Regions from separate parts of the Homo sapiens genome. Here all the other regions are linked to region 3. Evidence: chromatin contacts called from ENCODE Hi-C or POLR2A ChIA-PET data. All regions are on one chromosome and are shown on one strand. The core of a region is the stretch at or near the end of the contact, and the rest is flanking DNA. Distances in the headings are between cores, read along the strand shown.

Region 1 (4,444 bases), core at 761-3,260, 610 kb before region 3:
ATATTTAAAATGATTGTCAAATCTCCACTTCCCGTTGGTATACGCAATCTGTTCTCACCTTCCTGACATCAAAATATCCTCAAATAGGTTGCCTTCATGGCAAGGTATAGACTACTCCCTTCCTGATTTGCATGAAAATGACCCACAATAAAGAATGAGAAAAAATCTTGGATCAACCTTAAAAAGTAAGCAAGAGGGTCAACCATAAAATAATTTCCAGGAGTTTCAATGATATAAAATACAAATAACATTAGATTCAGGTAGTATCTACCTGAATTACGAATCTGCAATATATCAAACGGAAATATGCAAAGGAAATCAGCAGAGGCCCCTGCAGGCTTGGAGGTGAAGGTCAGCCTTGGCAATGCCATTAGCAGCACTGGGAAGAGTTCTGAATTTCAGAGGCAGCACGAGACAGGGAGTTGGCAGGGAAGGGCATGCCAGTCACTCACACAGAAGGATAGCCAGCCTGCCAAAGAATGGGGAGACAGCAGCAGGGAGCTCTGACTGCTGCTCCAAATAAGGATTGGAAGCTCTTTAGCAAAACACATTCCTGGCTAAGTCTGCCTCCAGTTCTGATTCTCACCTCAAGGTGCCCAGCTATCCCCTAGGCTGTTTGGACTCCCAAACGAAAAAATGAGAGTAAAATTAAACTTTTCAAAGTTTAGTCTCAAAAATGAAAGTAAAATTAGACTTTTTAAAGTTTACTCTCAAACATAAGAGTAAAATTAAACTTCTTAAAAATGCCTCTCTCCATTTGGGGCTTACAGGTTCTATCAGGAACTGACATGTAACTCTAGTAGAATCCATCTCAATTCTAGAACCTAAGAGGAAATGACAAAAACCAAGAAAATGATGAGAAAAATTATAAGAGTAATAGAAGTAAAAGCCAGAAGATCCTATCTACCTATAATAGAACTTCCCTAGGAAATAAACAACAGAAGCAGCTTTAATTGAATAAGTTTTCCTAGGCTAAAGTAAAACCTGTATAAGCAGATGAAAAGGGATCAAATACAATTTTTTAAAAGTAAATGAAAACATCAAATGTATGCTACTGTAATTTTTGATTTCAAAGAATAAAGAAACAAACTTGAAAATCTTTGAGAAAATGAAATATAATACTTACAAAGTAACAAAAAATTGTCCTGGCCATCTACTTCTATCATGTCAAACATCAAAAAGCAATTTAATAACAGTACCAATTTTTGAGAATAATATGGGAAACTTCAAGACATTTATATCTACATCTACAGAGTTACCAAGTACATAAGAAGCCAATAAATACATTCTCAGGTGTCAACAACTTCAAAATTTATCATTCATATCCTTTCCAGAAAACAAAACAAAAACAAAAACTTTAAGCACAGTGGTCTTCCAAGGGAGTGAATTCGTGAGTCTCCAGTTAAATGGATTGTTGATTCATGACCTAGATTTAACTAACTCAAACTGTACCAAATGGACAAGTAATTTAAAAAGATTCTGGAAAGAAGAGACAGATAAAATAAAATGCTGATAATACAAGGACAACTAAACATGAAAATGAGCTGACACGTCTCCTTTTACTAGGACAATCTCCTATTTCTCATACAAACACTTCCTCTCCCACTTTTACAAACTAAAAGCTAATTCTCATCAGTTGAAAAATAATTGGAATTATTAAGGACATTATATGGACTATGGATGTATAGCCACTAATTTTTAACAATTCCCACTCCTGGGAAAGCACAGTATTGAGAGAATCAAGTCATGAAGGGGCCTCATATCACCTTGTGATCAGGGGGCTGGGACCCCAGGGCCAGAAGAGGAGTGGGGCCTTCAGGGAAAGCTTCACTTAGAATCTCACTCAGCTGTTCCAATGAGTAGCACTGAAATCGGCTCCATCAGGGAGACCCAGGCTTTGTGCCACAATTAGCAGAAAATCAGCCATTCAGAGGCTTCTCCCTGATGTAGTCACCAGTGGTGCCAGGCAGACATTAGGCAGTCACATTTATGCATTCAGTGTGAAGTTCTGACCCAACAGGAAGCTGTAAATAGAAAGCAAAACCCTAGCCAAGTGGTTTCAACAGATCCAGAGAGGAAATGACACAGAAATAATGCACCTTTTGGATGCGTGGGAGGCACTAGAAATTTATATGTAACCCTGTCTTTCCAGCTTATGAGATGAGCAGAAGATTCAATCAACTTCCTGGCAGACAGTGAGGGAACCTAGAACAACCCGTCACTCTGTTTATGGAAGAACACCCAGCTGACATTCACCTTTCTTTACTCAAGGATGATGAAACAGAAAAAAAATTCATGAAGAGATGCAGCAATAAAGACAGAAGAAAATACAGCATTCAAAATGTGAAAGGATTCACTTTTGAAAAAAAAAATCACTAATGGAAACAGAAGTGAATTTTAGGGAGCATCTGCTGTGTGTTCAATACAATTCAAAAAAAACCCATAGATCTCTGAAACAAAGGTAAAAGCCCAAATCAACACAATAAGAAGTTTCTTTAAAAAGAAAAAAACATGACAATAGAAAGACTACAAGAACTTATTGTTAAAAAGAGTTAAGTGGTGACCAGCTTTGTATATACCCATCTCCTGTTTGGGTGTCACCCATGTCAGATACAAGCTGCAGCTGCCAACTTTCTGCTTTATGTAGCTGCCACACAAAGCCTAGTGATTCCAGATGCCCCTTTCAAATTCTGTTGAGCTTTAGCATAGTGTTCAGGTGCTTATGCTCCATAGGCCCCTCAGCCCACCTTTCTCTAGCTCTTTATCCATTCCATTTGGAATATCCAGCCCTGCCCTGCCATATCCTACCTACCTCTTGGTGAAATGGCTATTCTTTGGGCAAAAGAGTTTCAAATTAGCTCTTTTATCATTGGCCAATTTAAGTTCATGAGAATAAGGACCCCTCTCTATTTGTCATTATAGTGAAGGTATTCCTTAGATCTTAATCTATCTTAAGAAGGGTTGTCTGAAAATTAGCCAGGATCTTTCATACCCATGTCATAAAGTATTTTTGTTCAACTGGAAAAGACTAGCTGAGGCCAGAGGGCTCAACTGCTCTTCTTTGTTTTCCTAGTAAAGTTGTCTAGATGCTTTTCATGTGAATCCATTCCATCTAAAAGGCAAATGTCCTCAGAGGCCAGGTCCCATGGTATGCTGCAGCCTATATTTTGGGAAAGATGGAGATCTGGTGTTTTAATACTACCCAGGGGAATTTTTGGTCTGGACACCTAAGGGGAATTTATTTCATGAGCATTTGAAATAAATTTACAAGGAAGGAAGATAAAGAAGTAGGAAAATATACAAATAATAATAATATTAATAAGATTTCTCTTCTGAGAGAATGAATGTTCATAGTTTCCAGCACTCCATCCATTTCTGTCACTGCAGCTGCCAGATAATAGTTCCAGTATAGAAGTGCAACACCATTTTAGGAAGTGCTTATGCCTTCCAACTTTGGCAAGATGCCTTTCAGTTAAGACAGTGTGCAATTTCATTGTGGATGAGCCATTGCATCTTTTCATGACTCTTGCATTTCTTGGCGTAAACTGTTTGCTTTCTGTATGCTTCTTACCTGCAAGGCATATGATGAGATACTGAATCTCTTCAGTTCCCTGTGCCCTCAGATCCAGAGCGAGCCCTGGATGCTGACTTCCCCTGACCCCACACCAATCAACATGTGGGATGCACAAAGGTGTTGGAAGAGGGGAACTATGTGAGGAAAGGCCAGAGCACTGTATTTTGTAATTTAAAAGGATGTTAGGGAGGAGAGATATTTCTTTTTTTTCCACAAAGATAATTCCTAGGACCAATGGAGTGAGCTTCATTAAAAAGCAACTTATTGGTTCAACTTTATAATTTAGAAAACTGCCTTATACTGGACTAGGCATTATTCCCCACCCCAGTGAGGTCGCAGAAAGCCCTATAACCCTATGCCTTGAAAACATATACATTTGTTGAGCATTAGACCCTACTAGAATTTCATTCTTTTGCACAAATAAAAATGAACTATAAAAAGAAGCTATGGAAACATACTTTCTCATGTTTGTCTATTCTGCCCAAGGTTATTCCCTCTGAGGATGGGGGGGCAGCTCCTAAAATGCCAGTGTAACCAACAAGTACTGCTGTCTCAGAAAGGCTTTGTTTTGTTTGAAAGGATATGAGAGAGAACTGGATCTTTTACAGTACTTTCTCTACATGTCCCAATGGATCATGAGCCCTAAAAACTCATTTGAATTAAAAAAACTTCATTTCAGTTCATCACACCCATGTATTCGAACAGCATACTCATCTCTGTGTCCTTTTCATACACCTGCCTCCTCCATGTCACTCCTGTCCTCTGCCACTTACCTAAATGCCATAGGAAATAACTTAAAACAACTCTTCCAAATGGGATGCCCCAACATGACTTTTAGTCTTATGCTTTAATGCCATCCAATGATGTCAC
Region 2 (4,746 bases), core at 2,030-4,529, 540 kb after region 3:
AATTAGCCGGGCATGGTGGTGCACATCTGTAGTCCCAGATACTCGGAGGCTAAGGTGGGAGGATTGCCTGAGCCTGGGAGGCAGAGGTTGCAGTGAGCTGACATCATGCCACTGCACTCCAGCCTGGGTGACACAGTGAGACCCTGTCTCAAAAAAAAAATAAATAAATAAAAAGATTTTGTATTAAAAAACACACATAAATACATTATATTTAAAATAATGAATTATTATTCTTAAACTAAAAATAAAAAACAAAATAAACTAAGGGTTATACAATCCACAATGTACAGAGAAAACAATTCATATTTTAACCAAGACTAAAAAAATTACTTGTACTTTTAATTTATAAATATGTATGTTCATCTATATGAGTTTCATTTATTTATTATTTTTAAAATTTATTTTTGGCCGGGCACGGTGGCTGACGCCTGGAATCCCAGCACTTAGGGAGGCCAAGGCCAGTGGATCACCTAAGGTCAGGAGTTCAAGACCAGCCTGGCCAACATAGTGAAACCCTGTCTCTATTAAAAATACAAAAATTAGCTGGGCATGGTAGCACATGCCTGTAATCCCAGCTACTCTGGAGGGTGAGACAGGAGAATCGCTTGAACCCGGGAGGCAGAGGTTGCAGTGAGCCGAGATGGCACCACTACACTCTAGCCCAAGTGACAGAGCGAGACTCTGTCTCAAAAACAAACAAAAAAAGGCCAGGCACAGTGGCTCATGCCTCTAATACCAGCACTTTGGGAGGCCAAGGCAGGCAGATCACCAGAGGTCGGGAGTTCGAGATCAGCCTGGGTAACATGGTGAAACCCCATCTCTACTAAATATACAAAATTAGCTGGGCATGGTGGCATACACCTGTAACCCTGTTACTTGGGAGGCTGAGGCAAGAGAATTGCTTGAACCCAGGAGGCGGAGGTTGCAGTGAGCCAGGATTTCGCCACTGCACTCCAAGCCTGGGTGACAGAGTGAGACTCGGTCTCCAAAAAAAAAAAAAAAAAAATTTACTTTTATGTTTTTTTATTTTTATTTTTTGAGGCAGGGTCTTGCTCTGTCACCCAGGCTGGAGGGCAGTGGCGTGATCTTGGCTCACTGCAACTTTCCCTCCTGGGCTCAGGTGATCCCCCCACCTCAGACTCTCAAGTAACTGGGACTACAGGGGCTCACCACCACCCTCGGCTAATTTTTGCATTTTTTTGTAGAAACAGGGTTTTGTAGTGTTGCCCAGGCTGGTCTTGAACTCCTGGACTCAAGCAATCTGCCTGCCTCAGCATCCCAAAGTGTTGGGATTACAGGCATCAGCCACTGCACCTGACCTATTTTAAAATTTTTGAGACAAGGTCTCACTCTGTCACCCAGGATGGAGTGCAGTAGCGTGATCACAGCTCACTGCAGACTTGACCTCCTGGGCTCAATAGATCCTCCCACCTTAGCCTCCAGAGTAGCTGGGACTACAGCCATCTGCCACTATGCCCAGGTATTTTTTTAATTTTTGTAGAGACGGGTCTCACTATGTTGCCCAGGCTGGTCTCAAACTCCTGAGCTCAAGCGATCCTCTTGCCTTGGCCTCCCAAAATGCTGGGATTACAGGCATGAGCCACAGTGCCCAGCCTCAGTGAATTTTAAATCACCTTAGTATTATCCTACATTTTTCTGGAAATAGCCCACATAAAAATTAGTTTGAATCACTTAAGAAATTCCAGTCAGATGTTCTCAGAGAAATATTCTTTCTTGGTTTTCCATTGTTTATATTTGGTAGCAACAAAAGACTTCATTACTGCAGTGGTACAAAGAAGTAGGCACTAGAGTTTTTATCCAGCTACACAGAAAGTATAGATTTAAAGCCACCTATTCAAACTGGTACATTTACCCCCACACATAGATGATTCTCAGATTTATTTGGAAGATTATGCACTACTAAATTTTAGTAATAGCGATTTCCCTTGCTTATTACATATTTGGTCTGTTTCTACATTAAGATAGTGTAGGCCAAATTCTTTCATTCCTTCACCACATATTAAGTATAAGACAGTGTGTGAAGCCGCTCTGTAAGAGATATATAAAATATAAATCTTACACTCAAGGTGCATATTCTCTAATGTGGATTAAAAAATAGAAACCCAAATAATTAATACATTGCCAAGATGTCCAGATAAAATGTAAAAGGAATAGAAGAAACAAAGATTTCTTCTTCTGGGGTCAAAGGAGGAAGAGCCAACAGAGGTAGGCTCTGGAAGAGAAACAGGATTTAGATATGCTGAGATTAGGGAGGAATCAAAGTGCAGGGTCTAATATGGGAAAAAGAGAAATAGCTCTGTTTGTATAGAACTTGAGTGTACACAGAGAAGTGTGCATGTAAAAAGTCTGGACAGAGAGATCTGAATCCTGTTCATGAGAAGTAAAGAATAACATGCTATAAAGTTGTCAATATAAAAGACATATATATATATATATAATTTTTTTTTTTTTTGAGAGGGAGTCTCGCATTGTCGCCCAGATTGGAGTGCAGTGGCGCCTCTCAGCTCACTGCAAGCTCCGCCTCCTGGGTTCATGCCATTCTCCTGCCTCAGCCTCCCGAGTAGCTGGGACTACAGGTGCCCGCCACCACGCCTGGATAATTTTTTTGTATTTTTAGTAGGGACGGGGTTTCACCATGTTAGCCAGGATGGTCTCGATCTCCTGACCTCATGATCTGCCCACCTCGGCCTCTCAAAGTGCTGGGATTACAGGCGTGAGCCACCGCGCCCGGCCAGACCTATCAATATTTTTAGGAAAGCAAACCCAAGGTAAAAATTGTGTAAATTAATGCAATAATAGTTAAAAAAAATCTTTTGGCTTGTTTTCCTTCAACAGTCTGAATAACTGTGGAGTGAATACACTGCTACTTGCCTCCACAAACACCTTCTAGAGGGCTCTAGGACCCAAGTAACAACATTATACAAAGAGGATTAACATTGTTTATATGTCAGGGAATTCCTATACTGCTTGTGTTCACGTAAGTTAAAAAAAAAGTCAACCCAAACAAGAAAATAAGTTTTAGACTGGTTTAATTCTATGTATCAAAGAGATATGCTCAATTCCAATGAATCAAGTGCCAATCCTTCAATGGATAGAAAGAGCTGTTATTAGGTTGAACCATATAAAACTGGCAATACTGGACTATATTTGACATATAAAAACAATTTCATACGCTTCAACCTAAGAGCAATAACTAAACTGACGATGACTTAATCACCATTTTGAGTCAACTTTCACCTTTGATCCTACACTGGTTGGGGGAAAGATGAACAAGAGATTTATTAAGCGTGACAAAATGCTGTGTCACGCTCTAGTTTATAGGCCAGAAAAAAGCTAGAGAGAAAGAGAAAGCTGAAAAAATAAATGGAACAGAAGAGGAGGCACAACAATAATAAGAACACAAAGAGAAAACAAGAGATCATGAGGCAGTTGTTCTCTTTAAAAGAAAGGATTATTTTTAATTGTTGTTTTTAAGATTTTATCACTGTGAATATGGAGAACAGATGTAATTTCTTTCCACACATGCAAATAAATATGCCAGTTACACAGTTAAAACACTCACTAACGTAATAGAGTAGATCAATATTTAATGAATGCTTAATCTGGGGTTACTAGGAACTTGACGTTTTCACTGAGTATGAATAATAACACATAGTTGGCGGTTTCACACCCATTTCTTAAAGGTAAGATTACTGCTCTCATTCAGGGCTATAGAAGCTAATAAGGAATGAGTTTTTTTTTTTTTTTTTTTTTTGAGACGGAATCTCGCTCTGTCGCCCAGGCTGGAGTGCAGTGGCGCAATCTTGGCTCACTGCAACCTTCGCCTCCTGGGTTCAAGCCATCCTCCTGCCTCAGCCTCCAGAGCAGCTGGGACTACAGGAGCTTGTTACCATGCCCGGCTAATTTTTTGTATTTTTAGTAGAGATGGGGTTTCACTGTATTAGCCAGGATGGTCTCGATCTCCTGACCTGGTGATCCGCCCGCCTCGGCCTCCCAAAGTGCTGGGATTACAGGCACCCGGCCGGAATGAGTTAAGATACGAAGCCAGTTCTGACTCCAAAGCCTGTACATTTCCTATCTCATCCTAGTATATATAATGCAACTCTATTGTCATGCAAGTAAGTATTTTAAAAATTTCTGAATGCTTGTCATTTAAATTTGGAAACCTACAATAATGTATTTCACACTGTACGATTTAAGTGTGTTATTGCTGAGCAAAGAAAATTTAGCGTAAAAAGGAATGGGGAAACATTTTATATTCTGAGAAGCACGACAATGTGCATTAGATTTCAAGCAAAAACATTTTAAAGATAATTTGAAATTCAATTCAATAAGTATTTGAGGTTTATTTTGTGATGCACTGTGAAGAAAGAGTTGTATAAAATTTCAGTCCCATAATTATCTGGTTAGAGACAGAGGTAAAAGTGGTGAAGATTTACCATTAATAAATGGAACTGGAAATAGGCAAATACCCACCATTTTCACATGTACGGCAGACTCTTGATTAGTCATTTCTTGGTTATCCAATCTTCTGGATTTTCCCAGGTGATGTCACAGCAAAAGAGAAAAAAAAAAGTACACGTGACATACATAAATTTCAGGTTCTTCCTGTTATGCCAATAATATATTAAGGTGGAATTTTTGGTATGACTTATTTATTTTGTTTTTTAAAAATGTTTATTTTATGTACAAAGAACTAACATGGTTTCTTTCATTGGGTGGATG
Region 3 (4,263 bases), core at 803-3,302:
TGGTCCAGTCTGTGTATTTAGAGATGAAAAAAATCCTGGAAATTCCCTTGTTCACTTTCTGTCTCAATTTTCCCAGTAACTAACTTTTTCTTTCTCTCTCTCTCCCTTTCTTTATTTTTTTGAGATGGAGTCTCATTCTGTCATCTGGGCTGGAGAGCAGTGCAGTGACACCATCTCAGATCACTGCAACCTCCACCTCCCGGGTTAGGGTGATTCTCTTGCCTCAGCCTCCCTAGTAGCTGGGATTACACACACCACCATGCCTGGCTAATTTTTGCATTTTTAGCAGAGATGGGGTTTCACCATGTTGCCCAGGCTGGTCTCCAACTTTTGGCCTCAAGTGATCTGCCCGCATCGGCCTCCCAAAGTGCTGGGATTACCAGCATGAGCCACCACGCCTGACCCTCTTTTTATATATATCTTTTTTTTTTTTAGAGGAAATCTCGCTCTTGTCCCCCAGGCTGAAGTGCGATGGTGCAATCTTGGCTCACTGCAACCTCCACCTCCCGGATTCAAGCAATTCTCCTGTCTCAGCCGTCCGAGTAGCTGGGATTACAGGTCTAATTTTTGTATTTTGTACTAGAGAGGGGGTTTTACCATGTTGGCCAGGCTGGTCTAGAACTCCTGACCTCAGGTGATCTGCCTGCCTTGGCCTCCCAAAGTGCTGGGATTACAGGCGTGAGCCACCACACCCGGCCCTTATATACATCTTTAAAAGGTGTTCAATTAGACAGTAATTTTAGCCATGCCAATTGTGGAAAATATCAAGACAGGTTATATCAAGAAAATATTAATAGTTAACACATCACACAGCTGACAGCTCAAAACAGTTAATATATTAAGAAAACAGTTAATATATTCTGCATACAGGGAGCAATATAGTTTTACACAGTTTTCTTAGCCAATGCCAATAATTTTGTAATACAGAAAAGAAATGTATAGCAGCATCTTGAAAAATGTCTGCAGTATTAGCATTAAAACAGTTCTACTGAATCACAGAAACTAAATTTGATTTAGGAAGCCTACTGTTTTTCTCAGCTATGGTTAGATTAGAACAGAGCTCCTTACTTTTCAAGACCAGAAGTGCAAAATATCACAGTTACTGTAGTAATCTCGAATTCTATTTGAAGCAGACACCTATCCTTTAGGTTATTTGAAAACTGTCCTAGATAAGACTTGTTAAATCTTTTCTATAATGCACTTTAAATTGACATGAGATTCACTGCTTAAAAAAGAATTGTAGTACAATCAGTAAAGGAATTAAAAAACCCTGGTGACAACAGAGCCCATATATTTTGTATTGACCAGAGTACTACACCCAAAATGAGATGGAATGAAAAGAATATTCTTATAAAATCGCAGGACTAGAATAATCATTTTACACGTATCCAAGTAAACTTCCTTTGTTGTCAAGGATATTCTGTTTCAGGTTTTAAATGCGTCTCAGATTCCTACACATAATATTTAAACGAAGAAAAAAAAACTCTAGAAAGAAACAAACAAGAATTCTCGAGTAAGCAAGTAATTTAAAGGCTGAATACACAGATACGCAACCTCACCAGTATGCTCCATGTTACTACATATTTAAGAATAAGGACGGGGGCCACAGAGGCAAAGGCAAGGAGGTGAAGGAATCGGACACTCGGAGAGTGAACCGAAAAGATGTGAAAAAGCAAGGAAAACAGAAGAGAAGAGGGAAGTGGGAAAACTTTGAGGAAAAAGAGAAGGCAAAAGAGAAGGAAGTGCTTTGAGATTGAATCCAGGGAGGAAAAAGCAGGTGTGCCACGCCGCACCTCCAGGTCCCGCGGACACCACAGGCTCTGCAAGCCCAGCCGCCCGGGTCACGTAAGCCCCACCCCGCCGCTCCTCGTCAAGTCCCACCCGGACCCGCCCTCCCCCCGCTCCTCCCCCCGCTCCTCCCCGCCCCACAGAGTCGATCTCTCCTCTCCTAGACCCACCCCGCTCCCCCAGGCTCCACCTCGGCCTCTCAGACCCCGCCCCGTCAGGGCCCTCCCGGCCTTGCCCAGCCCTGCCTCGCCGGCGGCGGCCGCCGTGTCAGGTGACAGCCCGGAAGCTGCGGAAGCGGATGAGGGAAGGGCGGCCGTGGCCCTGGGGGCGGCGGGAGCTGCTTTGCCTCCACCGATCTCCCTGTGCGGCCCTCATGTGCTGTGCTCGCTGACACCCGAAGTCCGCGGCTTTCCGCACACGGTGGGGTCGTCAGACCCGCTGCCCTTGGCGGTCGAAGTCGTCGTGCGGGCCCGCGGCGGCCGCCCATGGAGAAGGCCAGGAGAGGCGGGGATGGCGTCCCCCGGGGGCCCGTACTGCACATCGTGGTGGTCGGATTTCACCACAAGAAGGGCTGCCAGGTGAGGAAAGGGCCCGCCCCCGCCCCCAGCCGTTCGGGCGTTCGCCCCTTCCGGGGCCCCCCTGCCCTGCTTCTGTGTGCTCAGCTCGCGTCGTGCAGTCCTCCCCACAGCGCCTGCGACCCTTCGCCTCTCAACCTGACTCCTTTTGCAGCTCCTCCCACCCGCCCCACATGAAGCCCAGCCCCCACAACCTCTTCCTTCTGCCCCTGAAAAATGGTTGAGCAGCGGAGGAGCTGGTTGATACGTGTAGGTTGTAGGTTTTTAACTTCTGCTTTGGTGGAGTGGGAGGAAAGCATCGAAGACCGGCCCCACTCTCTTCCCCGTCCATCATTGTCTCCACTGGCTTTCTGGGTGTCCACCTATAATGGGAGTCTAGAAAAATTCAGTGCTTGGACTCTGCTTTCAAGGTAATAGGCTCAGTGGGCTTGCATACTAATGCTTCAGGTAGCTTGCAGCACATGCAGCCTCCGTAGAAAAATCAGCTTCCTTTGTTTATCTGATGGAAGCCTTGGAATCTCTCCTGTTAGGTACGGTTGTCGATTGACTTTGCCTCCCCCTTCCCATTGGTCCTTAGTTTTGCTATTTCATCTTCTCCAGATTTTGCCTTTTGGTGAGAGATTAATCTCTCCATATCAACCGCAATAAGAGAAAGTGTATTACCAAACCGTTCAAATATAAAGGCGTTTTTCAGCAGCCTCACTGAATCATTAATGCAGCATCTGAAATGGAATATTTGCAATCTATGTATTGAAGGCAAGAGAACAAAATAGAAACAGGATTATTTAATGAGCAAGCAAACACTGGAAGGGAATGATGTCATAATGTGCTAGTGAACAGTAAATTGAAATGCTTTTTTGAAGTATTAAAAATAGTAATTGCCACCACTAGCTAATGAAGCATTTAGTTTCTTGCATTCCACAGGAAATGTAACATTTTAGAAGACTTATTGGCAAAAATTAAGTTCTCTAGGGAATAAGAGAAAAGTGATGGGAGTGAAAAAATCGTGTTTGTGCGTAATTTTGAAATATATCCTCACACCTGGAATGCCAGCACTTTTAGAGACTGATATGAAAGGCTCACTTGAGCCCAGGAGTTTGAGACCAGCTTAGATAACAAAGGGAAACACTGTCTCCACAAAAAAATTAAAAAATTAGTTGCATGTGATAGCGCACTTGTAGTCCCAGCTACTCGGTAGGCTAAGGTGGGAACATCGCTTGAGCCCAGGAGGCTGAGGCTACAGTGACCCTTGATCCCACCACTGCACTCCAGCCTGGGTGAGAGAGCAAGACCCTGTCTCAATCCCAGCACTTTGGGAGGCCGAGGCGGGTGGATCACCTGAGGTGAGGAGTTCGAAACCAGCCTGGACAACACGGTGAAACCCCGCCTCTACTAAAAATACAAAATTAGCTGCGCGTGGTGGCACATGCCTGTGATCCCAGCTACTTGGGAGGCTGAGGCACGAGAATTGCTTGAAGCCGGGAGGCAGAGGTTGCTGTGAGCCGAGATCACGCCATTGCACTCCAGCCTGGGCAACAAGAGCGAAAAAAAAAGTTTTGGAAAGTGTGTGTTACATGCATAAGTCTTAGAATGACTGGTCTAGAATCTGTTCTTTATAACCTGTACATCAGGTGTTTTCAGAGGCTTTAATTAAAGTATGTAAGATTTGCCCCAGGATAGATTAATCAGCTACCTAATTCTCCACTTTAACTATTTTACTTCCAGGTGTAAATTAAAGGTGCATGGCTCATTGAGTTGTGACTCTGACTTAACACGGTTTTAACTTGTGTGAGGGTACTTAGACTGCTCTTCCAAGTATTCAAAATTGCCGTGGGTCATGTTGACCATTAGTTCTTTTTTTTTTTTTTTTTCTTCAGATGGAATCTCACTCTCTCACCCA

What was found. Hi-C counts contacts between places; a loop is a spot of excess contacts on that map. ChIA-PET counts read pairs that join two places held with the same protein, here RNA polymerase II (POLR2A). Pooled maps may share reads with other maps.
Region 1: a loop to region 3 is called in a pooled map, with 5 times the contacts of the local background. The contact joins the enhancer-like site here to the promoter of AVL9 in region 3. A Hi-C loop is called at or near these places in 10 of 37 single-sample maps with no recorded cell type and 6 of 50 pooled maps. POLR2A ChIA-PET finds 5 or more read pairs at or near these places in 2 of 52 experiments (A549 and SK-N-SH).
Region 2: a map with no recorded cell type shows a loop between it and region 3 (4-fold over the local background). The contact joins the enhancer-like site here to the promoter of AVL9 in region 3. A Hi-C loop is called at or near these places in 8 of 168 maps with a recorded cell type or tissue (CD4-positive, alpha-beta memory T cell, CD8-positive, alpha-beta T cell, Calu3 and 4 more), 10 of 37 single-sample maps with no recorded cell type and 13 of 50 pooled maps. POLR2A ChIA-PET finds 5 or more read pairs at or near these places in 7 of 52 experiments (CD4-positive, alpha-beta T cell, GM12878, PC-3 and 4 more).

Annotation. Positions count from the first base shown.
Region 1 is chr7:31,881,926-31,886,369 of GRCh38, forward strand. All of the region lies in intron 2 of PDE1C (phosphodiesterase 1C), which reads right to left. Among named protein-coding and RNA genes, the nearest start is that of PDE1C, 190 kb to the right of the region's middle. Within about 2 kb of position 2,011, at least 10 of the 41 ENCODE cell types and tissues checked have a DNase peak (open chromatin) inside an H3K27ac peak, as active enhancers do.
Region 2 is chr7:33,031,437-33,036,182 of GRCh38, forward strand. The region is part of intron 1 of NT5C3A (5'-nucleotidase, cytosolic IIIA); the gene reads right to left. Among named protein-coding and RNA genes, the nearest start is that of NT5C3A, 29 kb to the right of the region's middle. Within about 2 kb of position 3,280, at least 3 of the 41 ENCODE cell types and tissues checked have a DNase peak (open chromatin) inside an H3K27ac peak, as active enhancers do; they include PC-3, where a contact is called at or near this core.
Region 3 is chr7:32,493,437-32,497,699 of GRCh38, forward strand. It overlaps AVL9 (AVL9 cell migration associated), which reads left to right and starts at 2,053. Exons shown (of 16, transcript NM_015060.3): 1 at 2,053-2,366. The coding sequence starts at 2,274. It also overlaps a transcript of LSM5 not described here. RefSeq lists enhancers at 1,567-1,776, 1,850-2,648, 2,649-3,447 and a silencer at 1,867-2,516.